2 separate regions of the Homo sapiens genome follow, and region 1 is linked to region 2. Evidence: read pairs that join two places in POLR2A ChIA-PET (ENCODE). Cell type or tissue: CD4-positive, alpha-beta T cell. All regions are shown on one strand. Links, peaks and the distances in the headings refer to the core of each region. The heading gives the core; the rest is flanking DNA. Region 1 overlaps MAN1C1 (mannosidase alpha class 1C member 1). Region 2 overlaps MAN1C1 (mannosidase alpha class 1C member 1).

Evidence for each region. ChIA-PET counts read pairs that join two places held together with the same protein. Peaks named below come from ENCODE experiments on the same cell type or tissue, not always from the same donor. Only the 100,000 strongest peaks of a DNase experiment are listed, where the experiment ranks them.
Region 1: POLR2A ChIA-PET joins it to region 2 with 10 read pairs; 5 of 35 experiments call an interaction of 5 or more read pairs at or near these places.

What each region holds. Positions count from the first base shown.
Region 1 is chr1:25,638,470-25,646,943 of GRCh38, reverse strand. The region is part of intron 1 of MAN1C1 (mannosidase alpha class 1C member 1); the gene reads right to left. Among named protein-coding and RNA genes, the nearest start is that of MAN1C1, 26 kb to the right of the region's middle. RefSeq lists a silencer at 1,240-1,440 and an enhancer at 3,935-3,984. In CD4-positive, alpha-beta T cell, for the core only: no CTCF peak of the experiment used is centred there; DNase peaks (open chromatin) are centred at 4,083 and 4,523; H3K4me3 peaks cover 1,202 bases; H3K27ac peaks cover 1,663 bases.
Region 2 is chr1:25,693,605-25,702,078 of GRCh38, reverse strand. All of the region lies in intron 2 of MAN1C1 (mannosidase alpha class 1C member 1), which reads right to left. Among named protein-coding and RNA genes, the nearest start is that of MAN1C1, 81 kb to the right of the region's middle. RefSeq lists a silencer at 5,847-6,141 and an enhancer at 5,870-6,369. In CD4-positive, alpha-beta T cell, for the core only: no CTCF peak of the experiment used is centred there; a DNase peak (open chromatin) is centred at 4,098.

The sequences.
Region 1 (8,474 bases), core at 271-8,270, 55 kb after region 2:
ATCCCACTCCCAGGTATATGCCCTAAAGAACTGAAAACATGTCCACCCAAAACCATGTACACAAATGTCCACAGCAGCATTATTTATCACAGCCCAAAGGTGGAAACAATCCAAATGTCCATCAACAGAAGAATGGAGAAAGAAAATGCGGTCTACCCATACAATGGGATTTTATCCGGCCATCAAAAGAAACTCTCGCACACACTACAACACAGTGAACTTCAAAACTGTCATAAGACCTCATATTCTATGGTTCCATTTATATAAAGAATCCAGAATAGAAAAATTCAGAGGCAGAAAGCAGATTCGTGGCTGCCAGGGACTGGGCTGGGGGTAGTGGGTCTGGAGTGACTGCCTAATGGGTATGGTTTTCCATTTGGGGAGACAGAGTTGTGAAACTAGGCAGTGGTGATGGTCACGTAACACTGTGAATGTATTATACCTAGTGCCATTGAGTTGTACATTTTAAAATGGCTAACATATATTTTTATGTTATATGTATTTTACCACAATTTTTTAAAAGCCACCACCTCCCACAGCCATCTATGCAGTTCCTCAGTGCTCCCCGCACCCTCTGCAGCCTGGAAGGCCCAGGACGATGAGGGCACCATCTCCAAGCGGCCAGGCCTGGGCCCAGCAGGGAGGCTGCACCGCACACGGGCGTGGCGTCAGAAGTCAGATGCGTTTCGGTGTAGTTGGTGAGATGGCCACAGGGTCCTCCACCACAAGCCCTGCGGGGACCAGCACGGAGGAAGGAACAGGAACTCCGGTTAGCTTTCCGCACCTATGCAAGAAGGCTAAGTGCCCAGCACTGGCTGCTGAAAACGCAGCGAACACAGAGGAGAAAGTCCCCGCACATTTCTCAGTTCTGCAACAGTGAACTGGAATAGACATGCACCGGCCCCATCTCACCTGCTACCCTGGGGGATAGGCAGACCTCAACATTCATTCTTCAAGATGCTCACACCACTGAAGAAAGCTCAGAGTGATTTGGGCAAGACAGCAAAAGCCAAGGCTACTTGTTGCCAGAGACAGGGACTGCTGTGGCATCGAGCCTTCAAGACCTCCTTAGACATGCAGCCCAGCTGAGGAGCTGTCTTCAAACCCAGGCAGGGCCAAGAAGCAGGGCGGCTCTGGTGGCAGCAGTGAGGGCTCAGATATCGGGGAAATCTGGAAGGATGGCTGGAGCCAGAATGCCACTTAGACATAAGTGGATGGCAGTTTCAGCAGGAACTTTGCCAAATGACTCTCCCTTCAATGGTCGGGGCTTGGTTTCAAGTGAATGCTACCGTTCAAGTCGAGGATTCCAGGCAGAAACTGAGAGGAACATGGTGTTATCTATTTGGCCCCTGTGTGCTTGTGGTCACTGAGTAAAGACAAAATACATCTTCACCACTCTGCAATTTCTTCCTTTCCTCGAGAGCAATGAAGATGAACTTCTTTCCTGATGAAGGAGCTAGCCTGTGAATCTTCAGTGTGTGGCCAGGCCAGAGATGCATCCTGTTTCCAGAAAGGCGATGGAGGAACCACTCTGGGCATTCTGCTGGGATAAGGAATGAGCTACAAGCCTGGGTTCCTGCAGCACAGCCCAAGAGAAGAGGCACAGGACAGTCCTCAGGTGAGCTCTTGCACTCTCAGTGGGAAGCCAGAAAGCAGACAGCTCAGAGCGCCTGGAGCTCCTTGGCAGAGGTGGAATGGTGAGCCTTGACCAACGTCAGAAGATGGGGGAGAAAGAGGCTTTCCAATCCTTGATGCCAGCAAGGGAACAAAGCCCAGGAGCCTGCAGCCAGTGAAGACGCCCTCAGCACACCAGGCGAGGGGAGAGGACAAGGGGAAACTGCAGGAAAGCCCCCCAGTGGCTGAGGCATGCTCACCAGGGTCAGCAGGCAGTCAGGTTTGGCAGAATCAGCTAGTAAAGGGAAAAGCAGGCTGGATGTGGCACTTGGTCTTTCTGCTACCTGACTCAACCTTCTCCCCCAACCTCTGGTTGTTCTTTAAAACACTGGTGTTCCCAAAGGCTCTGAGCCCTCTCCCTTTCCATCCAGGTTTTCCTCAAATGGCTCTGTGCTCAAGCCTTCAAGCCCTGACTCGCTAAACTAGGACCTCTAAATCTACATCTCTCGGCCGGGCGTGGTGGCGCATGCCTGTAATCCCAGCACTTTGGGAGGCTGAGGCAGGAGGATCGCTTTGAGCCCAAGAGTTCAAAACCAGGCTGGGTCACATGGCAAAACCCCATCTCCACAAAAACGCAAAACAATTAGCTGGGTGTTGGTGGCACGCTCCTGTAGTACCAGAGAGGCTGAGGCTGGAGAATTGCTTGAACCCGGGAGACGGACGCTACAGTGAGCCCAGATCGCACCACTGTACTCCAGCCTGGGTGACAGGGTGAGACCTTGTCTCAAAAAAAAAAAAAAAAAAAAAAAAATATATATATATATATATATATGTCTCTGGTACCATTACCCCAATCAGTCCTAAGCCCATATTTCCAACAACCCATTAGATGTGTCCACCTAGATTTCACAAGCATCTCATTTTTATCACGCCTAGCATTAAACTCCTCTCCCCCTTCCAAGATGTCTCACAGTCTCCCACTTCTTTATGTCACCTTGTGTCCCAGGTAGAAGCCTTGACCTTTCCAAGCTGCACCTATATCCACATGCACAACACCTCCCACGACTCAGTACACGGAGCTTTCTGCTAGTTTGCAAACCCACTACCCCCAGGATTGCCCACATTCTCCTGAAATGCCATTCTTTCCCCCACGCCCATGGCTCACGTCATCTTCAGGTGACTCCGCAGCCCTTTGCTCACACCTTTATCTAGCATCTCCATGGTGTTACCATGGTGCACCCGTAAGACCTTTCCATCCTCAGCATGTCAGGCATTGCCTGGCACACAGTAAGAACAAAGTAAGGCCCTGAAAAAGCTGAAGTGGAACAAAACAGTTAAGCAGCACTTAATATTCCTCTCACTGCGTATCAGTTCAACTACATTATTTCATGAAGTCTGGTTTGGACCTGTTTGACAACTAGATTTCCAACATGAATCAGTTCTGCAAATTCTAGCAGCCACATGAAGGCAATTTTTAGGACAATAATGTTAGGGGGTAGAAAACAGCAGATAAAAGGAGGTAGGGCTGGGCACGGTGGCTTATGCCTGTAATCCCAGCACTCTGAGAGGCAGAGGCGGGTGGATCACTTGAGCTCAGGAGTTCGAGACCAGCCTGGCCAACATGGAGAAACCCCGTATCTACTAAAAATACAAAAAAATTAGCTGGGTGGGGTGGCGGGTGTCTGTAATCCCAGCTACTCGGGAAGCTGAGGCAAATAATAATAATAATAATAATAATAATAAATATATATATATAAAAGGCCAGGCGTGGTGGGTCAGGCCTGTAATCCCAACACTTGGGGAGGCCGAGACAGGTGGATTATCTGAGATCAGGAGTTCGTGACCAGCCTGGCCAACACAGTGAAATCCCATCTCTACTAAAAATACAAAAAAAAAAAAAAAAAAAAATTAGCCAGGCGTGGTGGCGGGTGCCTGTAGTCCCAGCTACTCAGGAGGCTGAGGCTGGAGAATCGCTTAAAACCAGGAGGCAGAGGTTGCAGTGAGCAGAGATCGTGCTATTGAACTCCAGCCTGGGTGACAAGAATGAAACTCTGTTTCAAAGGTAAGTAAATAAATTAATTAATTAATTAATTAATTAAAAGGGAGGTAGGACTAAGGACTGCAGCCAGACAAAATAAGAGGATAGAGGGAGAGGATGGAGAACTAGAAGGTCCCTCCCCAACCCCGTCCCTCTGCAATCTAAGAAATGGCGTCCACCTGGGAGAATGGGCAGAAATGGACCCATGCAGAAATGTCTCAGCGTCTAATTAAACATCTTAGACTCTGCTGCGCATGAGAAGGGAACCTACGTCCCCCACAGAACCCTGACAAATGAGTCATTTCCAATCAATCTATCACCATAGCATCTGGGTACCTCAGGAAGATGAAAATAAGACCAATACATAAATGAAAACCAATATACAAACAATCATCTCCCCACACAGGCCTCCAGGAAACCACAGCTACAACCATCTGCCAAGCTCCATCCTCGTCACTGCTTCCTGCAGCCAGCGGCCTCGGAGCAAGCTTGGTTTCATATACGATTTAACAGAGGGAAATATATTCTCTGAAGTCTGACTCTCTATGAATGCTCTTAGGCTAAATGTCCACCCCTTGAAGCTGGAATGAAATAAGTCTGGGACAAATAGGATGTGTTTTCTATGCTGTATTAGCCAAAGAATTTGCTAGAAATAGTTGGGGCAGATTGAAGAACGATTGCAAGTTGGCAAAGGTTGAGAATTCACAGGTTTCTTGCATAGAAACAGAGCTCTCCAAGGGACCATCATTAAGCCCTGGGGAGGATTCTCACACTAATCTACAGCATATTCTCACTTTCTGCTGCTCTGCCAGAGGTGGCCTGGATAGATTTGATCTGATCAACCCAGGTCAGCAATTCTCAGGTGAAGTCACGTCTAGCACCTGGCATGGCTGAGATGAAACAGCAGAGCACGGCTGCAGAGTCGGAACCACCTGGGACTGGGTTAGGCTCTTTCACTTCTTCAGTATCTCCTATTTCCTGAGCATCAATCAGTTACTGGATTTTACAGATGACCACCGGCTTTGTTGCCCTCAGGATCTCTGTAAGGCCCTCAGGATCTCTGTAAGGGCAAGGCTGCTTAGCTAATGAGAATAGCAGAGGCAGCCACAGGAGGGAGGGCGATGGCCTGTGGGGAAATCGACTTCGGGACAAGCAAATATTTTCATTTCAGCTGTTTATGTCCTGGCTACTTCCTCAAAAAAGATTTAGGTGGGACAGGCAAATATTGATGCAGCCAAGTAATATTTCCCTACATCCATGCATCTGTATGTGGTTAGAAGTGATTCCAGTACATGCCAAGATTACACAATAAAATTCCTTAAAGCCAGAGACTCGTCTTTGTCTTTCCTTCAGCTCTTGCAACTGAGACTCAATAGATGGTAGGTGTTTTCAATATTTCTCTTAAAGTTTTAATAAATTCATGGCTTATCCGTATCATGTAAACAGTGTCTGCTCTTAACTCTGGAAAACTCAGTTTTGACTCTTGTCTCCAGCTTTTTTCTCACTCAATTTCGGTGCAGGTCTTAATAAATACAGAAAATTTCCAACCTCTTCCATAAGTGGGTCAAAGGGAACTACAGCCAGAAAAGAGATAAGTCGAGGCTAAGACAAAATTGCCATAGGTTCATTCTAAAGATTTTTCAATCCCTGTGCTCAGGCTACACCCAAGACCAATTAAATTTGCATCTGTGATTTAATTGGAGGAACTCAGGCATCAGTATTTACTAAAATGCCCCAGATAATTCCGGACTGCAATAAAGGGTAGATACCCTGGTCTAAAGATTCACAAGACCGGTTCTTTTACATGCCTATCCAGGCTATGACAGTTTCTACGCTCTTCCATTCCAAAGTGAAAACTCTTCCTCTAAGTTATCACCCACTAGCCTTCAAATGATGTCACAGAAAGAACATCACCCTTGGAGTGGGGAGGGGAGGTTTAAGTCTAGGCATCACAATTTAAACTGGTGGGACCTGGGGTTGGTCACATCCCTTTTCAGGGTCTTCAGCCTCTCAGCCATAAAACAGGATGACAGCCCATGCTCTGTATGCCGCAAGGCTGTTGGCTGGATCAGCTAAACTCTTAAGAGGATGTGTGGGCTCTAAGAATACCCCGCGCACTGGGAATTTTTGACCTGATCTGTCCAGGAAGCATTGTTCCAGCCTAGCCCCGACTACCCTTCAAAGCAGACTCCCTGAGGATTCTTACATTTAAAAGACTACAGGCTATACAGAATCCAAAACCCCCTTCTCTAACAGGCAAGTCGACTTCGAGTTCCAGAGCTCACAAACCTGAATCCCGCTCCTATTAGCGCCAAGTTGAACAGCACTTCACTCAGAGCACAGAGAACCTTATCATGCTATAATCTACTCCAGTGCCTAATCACAGAAATGTCTAATGTTGGTCTCCCTTGGCTCGATCTGGATTGATACCTTTCTGGCACCATTTTTAGTTACTCAAGGATCAACAATCAGGCATAGATATCCTAGCATGATTATAGGGAAGTTATTACACAATACCGCCTCTGAGTGTACATTAGTGTGGGGTCTCTACCCCTCACTTAATTATACACACAAAAATGCCAGTATCTGAAACTGCTAGAGAAGTCTCTAGACTGAGCTATTATTCTGCCAAAACATGAACCTTTCTCTACAAAGGGTTTCCTTATAATCTGAAGTAGCAAAATTGATTCTATTTTATAGGCTGTTCTCTAAGGTCCAGTTCTGAAAGGAAGAAACTAAAGTCTTCTTTTTCTTATTGATTCTTATAATTAAAAAACAAGACTACTCCAGAGCTCTGTAAGGTATGTGACAGACATGGAGAATGGCTTCTGGGAGACTTGGAAAGGAGGAAGATTTGCTAATTTAGGTCAAGGAAGTGCAGAAAAACAGAAAAGGTGCTGAAATGTCTTCCCAGGAAATCAGCATTTACTTGGCAAAGTATAGGTTTAACCTCTCAAAAGTTCATTCCAAGAATGAGGATGGGGGAGAGGGATCTTAAGTAAGAGACTTAAAACTTTTATTCAACACCTTCACCCATCCCAAATCAGACAAATGAAATTAAAGGCAGCCTTTGCAATAAAATATGATATTTACTTCACATTGAAATTTTCTGAATGAGGAGAGACAAGAGATCAGACCTCACAGATGGTGCCTTGGAAACTCCTTCAGCTACTTAGCATCCCTCTGATTAGTAATTCAGCAATTTGGCTTATGTGAACGATTCTCTTTTTAAAAACTGTTTTAATGTGAGAATTTACAAACTAAGTTTTAAAAAGCAGTCATTAGGCTTAAGGTAAAAAGCCCAGAGAAAATATTTGACAGGTTATAATATACTGAAATTCAAACTGATAGAGGCTACTAGAACACGACAAATATCAACAAACATTTTCTTCTAACAGCTAAAAGCAGATGAGCAAAAAATACACAAATAACTTGAGATGACATCAGCCAGAAATTAGGAGCCCTTTGGAGAACTGTTGTCTCTCTTCAGGTCATAGTTTCAACACAAAATTATATTTCACTCATCCAATGCCAATTACAAAAAAATAAGTAAGAATCTTTAAATATCTAAATTATGCAAAAACCTGTACACTGAAGTTCATGCATTTGATTCAGGAGTCTTTAGAGATCTACTCAATGTCTGTTTATTTGTACTTTACATATAAGGCCAACAAGCTAGATTAAATAGTTTCCTAGCCAACCGCAGGTTAGAAAATAACAAAGGAAGGGTGGAGAATATAGTAGCCAGAGGCAAGTATTCTGACAGCTACAAGAAGTAACAGCTGACAGCCCAACAAAAAGAGGGGAGAAAAACTGTTTCAAAGCAGATGAACCTAGAATCTCAAAAAAGTAGCATCCACAATGTGTAGCATAGAATAAAAAGTGTCTAAACACGTTAAGATGTAGGAAGCTGTGACCCATACTCAGCAGATAAGTCAGTCAATATAAACAGGCCAAATGATGACAAAGATGTTGGAAATAGCAAACAAAAACTTTTTTAAAAAGCTATTATAAATATGCTTTAGGATTTAAGGAAAATATGGAAACAATCAGTGAACAGATGGGAAATCTCAGAGAAACAAAAACCATTAGAAAGTCCAAATGGAAATTCTAAAAGTAAAAACTGCCTGAAATAAAAAAGTCATTGGGTGAGCTTACAACATATTGTACATTACAGAAGCGTTCAGTGAACTTAAAGATAGGTTACTATAAATTATCCTCACAGAAGTACAGAGAGAAAGGAAGACCAAAGAAAAAAAATGAGCAGAGCCTCAGTGACCTCTAGGATGATATCAAGCAATCTAACTTATATGTAACTGGAGTTATAAAAGAAAAGGAGATGGGCTGAGAAGAAATATGGGCCAAACTTTTTCCAAACTGATGAAAAAATATCAATCCACAGACAAAATAAGCTCAAGAAACCCCAAGAAAGATCAACAACGACAATCACACCTAACTACAATAGTCAAATTGCTGAAAACAAAGATAAACTGAAAATCTTATAGCATCCAAAGGGAAGGAGAAACCAGCACATGCAGGGGAATATCCTGTAACTTCTCATCAGAAAGAATTCAGGCTACAAGACAATGGAATGACATCTTTGGCGTAAAGAAAGAGTCAACCTAATATTGTATATCCAGCAAAAATACCCTTTTGAAATAAAGGCAAAATAGAGATGCTTTCTGATAAAACAAAAGCTGCAAGGATTTGTCACCAGCAGATCTACACTACAAAAAAAATGTTAAGAAGGATTTTTCATGCTGAAGGGAAACAATACCAGATGGATATCAGACATATAAGAAGAAATGAAGAATATTGGAAA
Region 2 (8,474 bases), core at 169-8,168:
ATTTACTTATTTATTTTTTGAGACAGCATCTAGCTCTGTCACCCAGGCTGGAGTGCCGCGGTGAGATCTAGGCTCACTGCAACCTCTGCCTCTCAGGTTCAAGCGATTCTCCTGCCTCAGCCTCCAAAGTAGCTGGGATTACAGGTGTGCACCACCACGCCCGGCTGATTTTTGTATTTTTAGCAGAGTTAAGGTTTCTCCATGTTGGCCAGGCTGGTCTTGAACTCCTGACCTCAAGTGATCCACCCGCCTGGGCCTCCCAAAGTGCCGGGATTGCAGGCGTGAGCCACTGCTCCAAATCATGGCTTTATTTTTAAAGCCTAACAAGGGAGGAGGGACACAAGGGTGAAGATGAATAGGGTCAACAGAGGCACATCGCACGCCCTTTGAATCAATGGCACACACACAGACCCTGTTTTGCTGTTTATCATCTCCAAATACCCCAAAAAGTGCCACCTGGGCCAATACCATGTGTTGCTGCACAAGGTAAGTTGAATAGGAGGTCCTGCCTGTTGGGCAGTTCCCAGTCCCTGAGGCAGAGGAAACAGGGAATGTGGGCGTTGGAGGCAGACAAGCCTGGCTGTGACCTGCTGCACACCTCTTTGCCAGGTGTGCAGGCCTGAGCAAGTCACCTCCCTTTCAGCCTCAGTTTCCTCATCAGAATGACACCCACTTCAGAGTTACTGTAAGCAACACATGAAACTCACAGGAAGGGGTCTGCACTAGCCGGTGGGCACCCATGGCTATGCCCTTCCTGCCCAGCACTAGAACTCGAGTTCTCAGTGGGTTTATTTGCCAGCTTTTGTGACAACAATGCAAAGGGACCCTTCCCATGGTGCCTGAGCAGGTGCAGGCTTTCAGGCCCCTGGGCTGGGGAGGAAGCCAAGGACCAAGGGCAGGGCTGCACAATGACTCCTCTGGTCCCGGCAATGGTGCCTTTGCCGCCCCTTCCTCCATAAACGAATATTAAAATGATCCTTGACAACTGCATTGGCATAAAGATGGATATAATCCAGGCTGGCTTCATTATCATGTTCGCTTTTTCTCCTCGGATTTTAAAAGAAATTAAAATGAAAACATTTTTGTGGGCCCTAGGCGCCAAGCCTAATGGCGAAGTCAGCCCTGTGCAGACAGCCATCTGGGGGGTGCCTGGCTGGTGCCGAATGCCCCAAGAGGCCTCTTCCTTCCAAGCCTGCATTCCCCGCCTCCCACCCCAACCCCATCTGCAGCACCAACACTGCCCAGCAGGGCCTCCTACGCTTGGCCTGGCCTGTCCCCCGACCTGTCACAGAGAAATTTACTGATGTCTGTCAAAATCTACCACCCCAGCCTACCTCCTCCCAGCCTCCATTCAAATTCTAGTATCTGTGTGATTCCCTGGCACTGAACTGTGGGGAACTTTATGAAGACACTTAAAGAGTTCGAGGAGTATGACAAGCCTCTCTTCTTAAATGCCCGCTTTCTCATAGATGTGTTCCTTAGGCCGGCATCATGTCTGGTAGCACAGGGGGATGGCCTGTGTCTTCTCTCCGAGGAGCCCACTGTGTTCTGCTCATTTTCACATCCTCTGCCCAACTCTGCTCCCAGCTCCCAGCCTGGTAGAGAGAAGGTCCTCAGGACAAACTTGCAGAAACTGAAGAAATTATTCAAATAAATTCTCCATGTCCCCAAGCACTGTCAGTTTCTTGTTGCAAAACAATCTCCAGATGCATTTCTGGGCAAGTGCTATTTCAAGAGGAGCATTATCTGGGAGCCATGCCCTGCGTGCTAGAAGGAAGGCAGGGAGCCAGGGTGACTCCTCTCCTCCGGGTCCTAAATATTTGCGCAGCCATTGGAGGGATTAGACAGCAGCAGTTATCCCTACATGGTCTATTCCCAGAATTCAAAGTTATTGGGGGAGAAAATGCAATTGTGCTTTATCCAGTCATTAAAAACAAAAACAACAACAAAAAAACAAGGGCAGTGGATTTCCAACTGCCTTTCAGACTTTGATGAAAAGAAAAACAAACTTGAGTATTAGCACCAAATTGTGCTGACAACATACTTCCGGGGCTCTTTGTCTTCCTCCGGGCTCTCTTTTCAGAATTTTTCAACAATTCCTATTGATCCCTGCATAGTTCTCATGCTGACCGTTTATGCTTGGGAGAACAGCTGTCTGTGGAGCTTGGAAACAGATCTGCCTGCCTCAGAGGCCCCGAGTGGCAGCGGGAAGTGAAGCCCTGGCTCCCACCTTCCAGAGAGGTGGCCATGGCTCAGTCTCCACTGGCTGTGGGGCCGGCATGGGGCCACTGTGACCCATGAAGCACCTCTGTCTCCAGGGCTGACCCTGCTGTCTGCCTGGCTGCACCAGGCTGTCATCAGCCAGGATGAAACACACCCAGTAGTGGCCCAATCACCTGCTATTTTAGGACCTAGAAGTAACTCAAGAGACCATATGCCAGACGCCCACGCTCTGTGATGGGGATCAGGCCTCATCTGGGTGGCAGAGTCGACTGACGGCTGAAAAGCAATTAGAAGGCAGGTATCCTGGCTCTTGGGACCTAGAGTGGGGAGGAAATACCAGGAGCTGCATTTATGACCCCATTTATATGCCAGCACCACTCACAGATGGTCTCTTACCATGGCCCCCACCCAGTACAGCCACACTGAACATCTTTTAGACCCCAAGGGGCCGAGGTCTTGCCACATCTCCCATCTAGGACTTTGCCCATGTGTTTCTGTGCCATAATCCCTCTCTCATGCTTCTTCTTCTTCTTCTTTTTTTTTTTTTTTTAATTTAAGATGGAGTTTCGCTCTTGTTGCCCAGGCTGGAGTGCAATGGCGCAATCTCAGCTCACCGCAATCTCGACCTCTCCGGTTCAAGCGATTCTCCTGCCTCAGCCTCCTGAGTAGCTGAGATTACAGGCATGTACCACCAAGCTCAACTAACTTTGTATTAGAGATGGGGTTTCTCCATGTTGGTCAGGCTGGTCTCGAACTCCTAACCTCAGGTGATCTGCCTGCCTTGGCCTCCCAAAGTGCTGGGATTATAGGCGTGAGGCACTGCGCCCAGCCTTTCATGCTTCTTCATTCATGCTTCCAGTCTCAGTATGGAGGTCAGCCTTCCCAAGAAGCTTTTTTTTTTTTTTTCCAAGACAGAGTCTTGCTCTGTCTCCCAGGCTGGAGTGCAGTGGCGCGATCTCCACTCACTGCAACTTCCGCCTCCAGGGTTCAAGCAATTCTCCTGCCTAGCCTCCCAAGTAGCTGGGGTTACAGATGCATGCCACCATGCCCAGCTAATTTTGTATTTTTAGTAGAGACGGGGTTTTACCATGCTGGCCAGGCTGGTCTCAAACTCCTGACCTTGTGATCTGCCTGTCTCCACCTCCCAAAGTGCTGGGATTACAGGCATGAACCACTGCACCCGGCCCCAGTAAGCTTTTTTGAAGCTCACCCCTCCAAGAATGAGTTGAGGAGCCCTTGGTGTAAGCCTGTACCTCACAGCACTCGCACGGACGGTCTTCACTGGAAGTATGATTCATGCGTCTGTCTCCTCACTGGCCGGGGAGGGTCACAGAGCGTCTGTCTTGCTCCCTGCTACTTGTCTTATGCCTAAACAGTCTGTAGCGCATGGCAGGCACTGAACAACCACCCGCATGAAGGAACGGTCTCATGAGATCCCAACACCAATCCTGTAAGAGGGCATTATCATCCCCATTCTACAGGACAGAAAACTGAGGCTAAGAAAGGAAACGTGATCCCTGCCCAGTGAGTTAGTGGTGGGGCCAGGGTTTGAAGAACCCAAGCCTCCTGACTCCTAGGTCAACACTTTCTCCATTAATACCCCTATCCTGGTACCAAACTGGAGAAGCTCTACTTCAATAGAACCTTAAGCCTGTCACACCAGAGCTGCAGTGGAATGGGAAACAGAGGCCACCCCATGGCACCAGGGAGTGTGAAGAGAAGAGGATGAAGGAAGACTTCACTGATTGCTCCTGCTGCTGCAAGAAGCACTTGAGGCAGCTGGTGTGGGAGCCCCAAATCACCCGTAAGTGAAGGCAGGAAGAGCAGGGACCATCTCTAGACCAGCGCTTAGCAGGCAGTGCAGGGGAGCTCTGGGCCAGGAAGCTGGGGCTTTGAACATTGTGGGGTTTGATGATGAGAGAGGCAGCATTCAGCAGGAGGCGAAAGTTAAACATACTGACAATAGCAAGCACTGGCAAGGATAATGGGGCAACTAGAATTCTCACACACAGCTGGCAGAACTACGAATTGGTTAACTACTTTGGAAATCTGGCAGCCTCCAACTAAAACTTAACATACCAATACAGTATGACCCAGCAATTCAAATCCTAGGTGTATTCCAACATAAACGACTCCTCATTTCCACCAAAAAACATGCACTGAAGTGTTCGTAACTCTTAAACACCCCTGGTGGGAATTTAAAATGGTGCAGCCGCTATAGAACAGTCTGGCAGTTCCTCAAAAAGTTACATGTAGAGCTACCAAAAGAGCCAGCAATTCCATGCCTAGGCATGTACCCAAGAGAAATGGAAACCTATGTCTACACAAAAGCTTATACATGAATGTTCGTATCAGCATTATTCATAACAGCAAACAAACGTAGAAACAATCCAAACGTCTATCAGCTGCTGAATGGACAAATAAAATGTGGGATATCCATACAAAGGAATATTCCTAGGCAATTCCAAATAACACTAGGAATGAAGTACTGATAATACATGCTACAATGTGGATGAACCTTGAAACCTTATGCTTAGTGAAAGAAGTCAGTAACAAAAGACCAGATACAGTATGATAGCATTTATATGAAGTGTTCAGAACAGGCAAATCTATACAGAGACAGAAAGTAGATTAGTGGTTGCCTAGGGCTGGGGAAGGGGGGAAAGAGGATGAGAAATGAGGAGTAACTGCCATTGAGTACAGGTTTCTTTCTGATATGATACAACCAAATCCTGAAAATAAAAATGTCCAGGAACAGAACGGAAAGAAAAACAGGAAAAACAAACTAGTGTTCATGATACAATAACAAGGAAAAAAGCACGCCATAAAAGAGTACATGCAGTATAATACAGAATTTTAAAGCAGACAAAACTAATCTATGGTGATAGAAGTCAGAATAGTGGCCACTCAGTCAGGCATGGTGGCTCACGCCTGTAATCCCAACACTGTGGGAGGCTGAGGCAGGAGGACCCCTTGAGGCCAGGAGTTTGAGACCAGCCTGGGTAACATAGCAAGACCTCATCTCTACAAAAAATTTAAAAAATTAGCCAGGCGTGGTGTCCCGTGCTTGTAGTCCTAGCTACCCAGAGGCTGAGGTGGGAGGATTGTTTGAGCCCAGGAGTTAGAGGCTGCAGTGAGCTATGGTCACACCACTGCACTCCAGTCTGGACAACAGAGCTAGACCCTGTCTATATTTAAAAAAAGAAGGAAAAGAAAAGTAAAAAAAGAACAGCAGCTACCCTTGGGGAGCTACAGACTAGGAGGGACCTGAGAGAACCTTTTAGGGTGATGGAAATGCTTTTAATCTTGACCTGCATGGCAGTTACACAGAGGTAACTATATGTAAAATCCATTAGACTGTGCACTTAAGATTTGTGCAATTTAATGTAGACATGTTATAAGTTATACCCCAATTTTTAAAAAGTAATTTTAAAACAAAAAAAAAATAGAGGCTCAAGTTAGAAGACCAGGGTTCGATCCTGGCTGTCTGACCTCAGGTAGTCCCGGCCCTCTCAGGACCTGCCTCCCGGTCCTCAGACACTGGACCACAGGCTACAAAGGATCCAAGTGGCCTGGTAGTCTGAGATTCTGGGAATGCACATACCTATTTGTCACAGGGTTTGCTGGGAAACTTGGCAAGTGCTGCCATCAATGCGGTGAGAAGAAAAGGAGGCTCTTGCTGTAGGCTCAGCCTTGTTTCTAAGGAAGGAAAGGTCTTCGCAAAGTGGGCGGAACACGCTGCCACCAGGAGAGAATGTCAATTTCAATATGAATCATCTCCTACATCCCCAGCAACTTGCTCTGGGAATAGACACCCTGACTCACTCCTCTCCTGACAGGAACAAGACTTGTTGCTGAAATCTCAGATTCCAAGAAGACCAGCCCAATACCCCCTTCGAAATGAAAAAGAAAGAAAGACAGAAAGAAATCAACCTAGTAACCAACCAGCAGTCACAGAACCCTGGGCAGAGACAAAGCAAACCCCTTTGTACTGATGAAGAGACGAGGCCCAGAGGAGGCCGGCTCACTCGGCTGCTGGCGCCAGAGCGGGGACACGAACCCAAGGCTCCTAACCTCCAATTTTCTTTTGACAACAACTTGCTACTATATTTTCTAGAGAAATAAATTATGCTCTGTGCTAGTGGAAAGCCTTTTAAAGAACAAGAAAATGGCCAAGATGCATCTTAATTAGAAACTGCTTGGCAAAAACTCTTTGAAGAAGGAAAGCGCAGAGTGTGGAGCGGTGAGTGGTCGGTCGGCGGTGTGAGTGCACGACACTGCAGCAAGCTAATTTCGAGGCGTGCTTTGCTCTGATGATCACCCCTTGGGCCCCAGGAATGTTCTGATCATCAGAAGGTGGCCGAGGAATTGTGCACATGTCACTCAAGGCCACAAGGAGACCACCATGGGGCCGTAGCATCTGTCTAACAGCAGGTTCTCTTATCTTCCTTGGGCTAAGGGCCTGGCTATCAGTGACCAGTGCTCCTAAGCCATTTCCTCCGACTTTTATATCCTCTGGCCTCCGGATGGCGCTTTCAGGGCTCTCAAAGCATGTGACTACCAGGAAGGTTTGCTTGCTGCCCTTAAGCCTGACCCATTCTATCCAAGGAATTGCAACATCACCACTTACAAAGCTGATGACAGCTTTTTCTCAAAACAAACTCAAAGCCTGGGTCAGGAATGTGCACCGCGGCCTGCCAGAATCAGTGAGCAACATAGCCCAACACTGAGTTTCCAGGAGCTATGGATTTTTTTTCTCCAGAAAAAAACCTCCAAAAACCAAAACTCATCAAGTAGTTATGGTATTTTCAGCCAGATAAGTCAAATGTATACACCGGGAAGGGTGTGTATACCTGCAGGGAAGAAAAAAAATGTAATGTTTGGTGAAGGCTTACTATGTGCTAACCCCCCATTTCACAGGTGAGTAGACTGAGGTTCAGAGAAGTTTGTGACTTGCCCAATTTCACTCAGCTGGTAAGTGCTAGGGATGGGATTTAAACCCAGGCATATCTCTGAAGTCAAAGCTGCTACCTCCCAGAAACATACGTGGAGATCCACGTACTAGGGAAGCAGCTGGTTTTCACAAACTATCTATCTGGCAACATCTGCAGTTCCCAAGGCAGCCACACTGGTGGAGTAACTCTCACCCCGACAAAAAGACCCACCAAGGCTGGTGTGTGTGTGTGGAGGGGGAGAGTATGAACAGTTTGCAGAAGGCACTACTAAGTCACACGCCAAAAAGCAATTGTAAAAATGACATCTTGGGGCCTGGATTTATTCCCTCTTCAACATCATATTTGCTCCGTTTACAAGGCAAAGATGATTTTTCTCTCTGCCAAGGCTGAACATTCCCAGCCTGTGATCTGAAAATCATGCTGTGTTCATTTTGCCTCTTAACTCACCCAAGGCCATAAATCATCCCTCAAAATGGGGATTTGGCTGGCAGTTCTATTGGGGATTTGCGAGGCAGAGGCGGAATCCAATTTGGGGCTCCTCATGGTCATCCTGGGGCTGGCTCAGAGCAGGGAGATGTTACTTTTGGCCACACAAGCACAGAGAAGAGGCCTGAACATCAGATCTGCTGACTAAGCAGAACTGCTACTTTTTACAGGGTCTGTCTGCTGATTCGGAGTGTACTCTGTGACGAGAGGTCAAGGCAGCTGCAGGGGATGAGAGGAATAGAGAACACAGCAAGACCCAGCCCTTACCCAGCCAAACCCAGGCCGAAGGACATGAGGGAAAATAGGGCACTCAGAGACTGCACTAGGCAATTTATTTATTCTACAAAATGTACTGAAAGCCTACTCTGCACCAGGCACTGTTTCTTTCCTTGGACTATACTTATTCTCATTATTACTTTTTACAAACATAATAATCACAGCAGCCTACATTTTATGAATGTATATGGGCAGGTACTATACACCAGGTGTTTTACACCCATCAACTTTCTTTAATCCTTACAGCTGTTGAGTGAAGTAGTTGTTATCCCCATTGTACAGATGGGGAAATTAGGTGCAGAGAAGTTAAGAAACTCGCCCAAAGTGACAAGACTACAAAGTGGCAGAGACAGGATTCAAACTTAGGCTGGTCTAGTTCTCAAATCCATTCTCCTCTCTGTCCATCACACTGACAGCCAATGGTATGTTTTGCAAGTACATTTGGCCTTGATCAACATGAACTTGTAATGCGTGGGTCCACCTAATCGCAAATTTTCTCTTTTTTTCCGAGATGGAGTCTCATTCTGTCGCCCA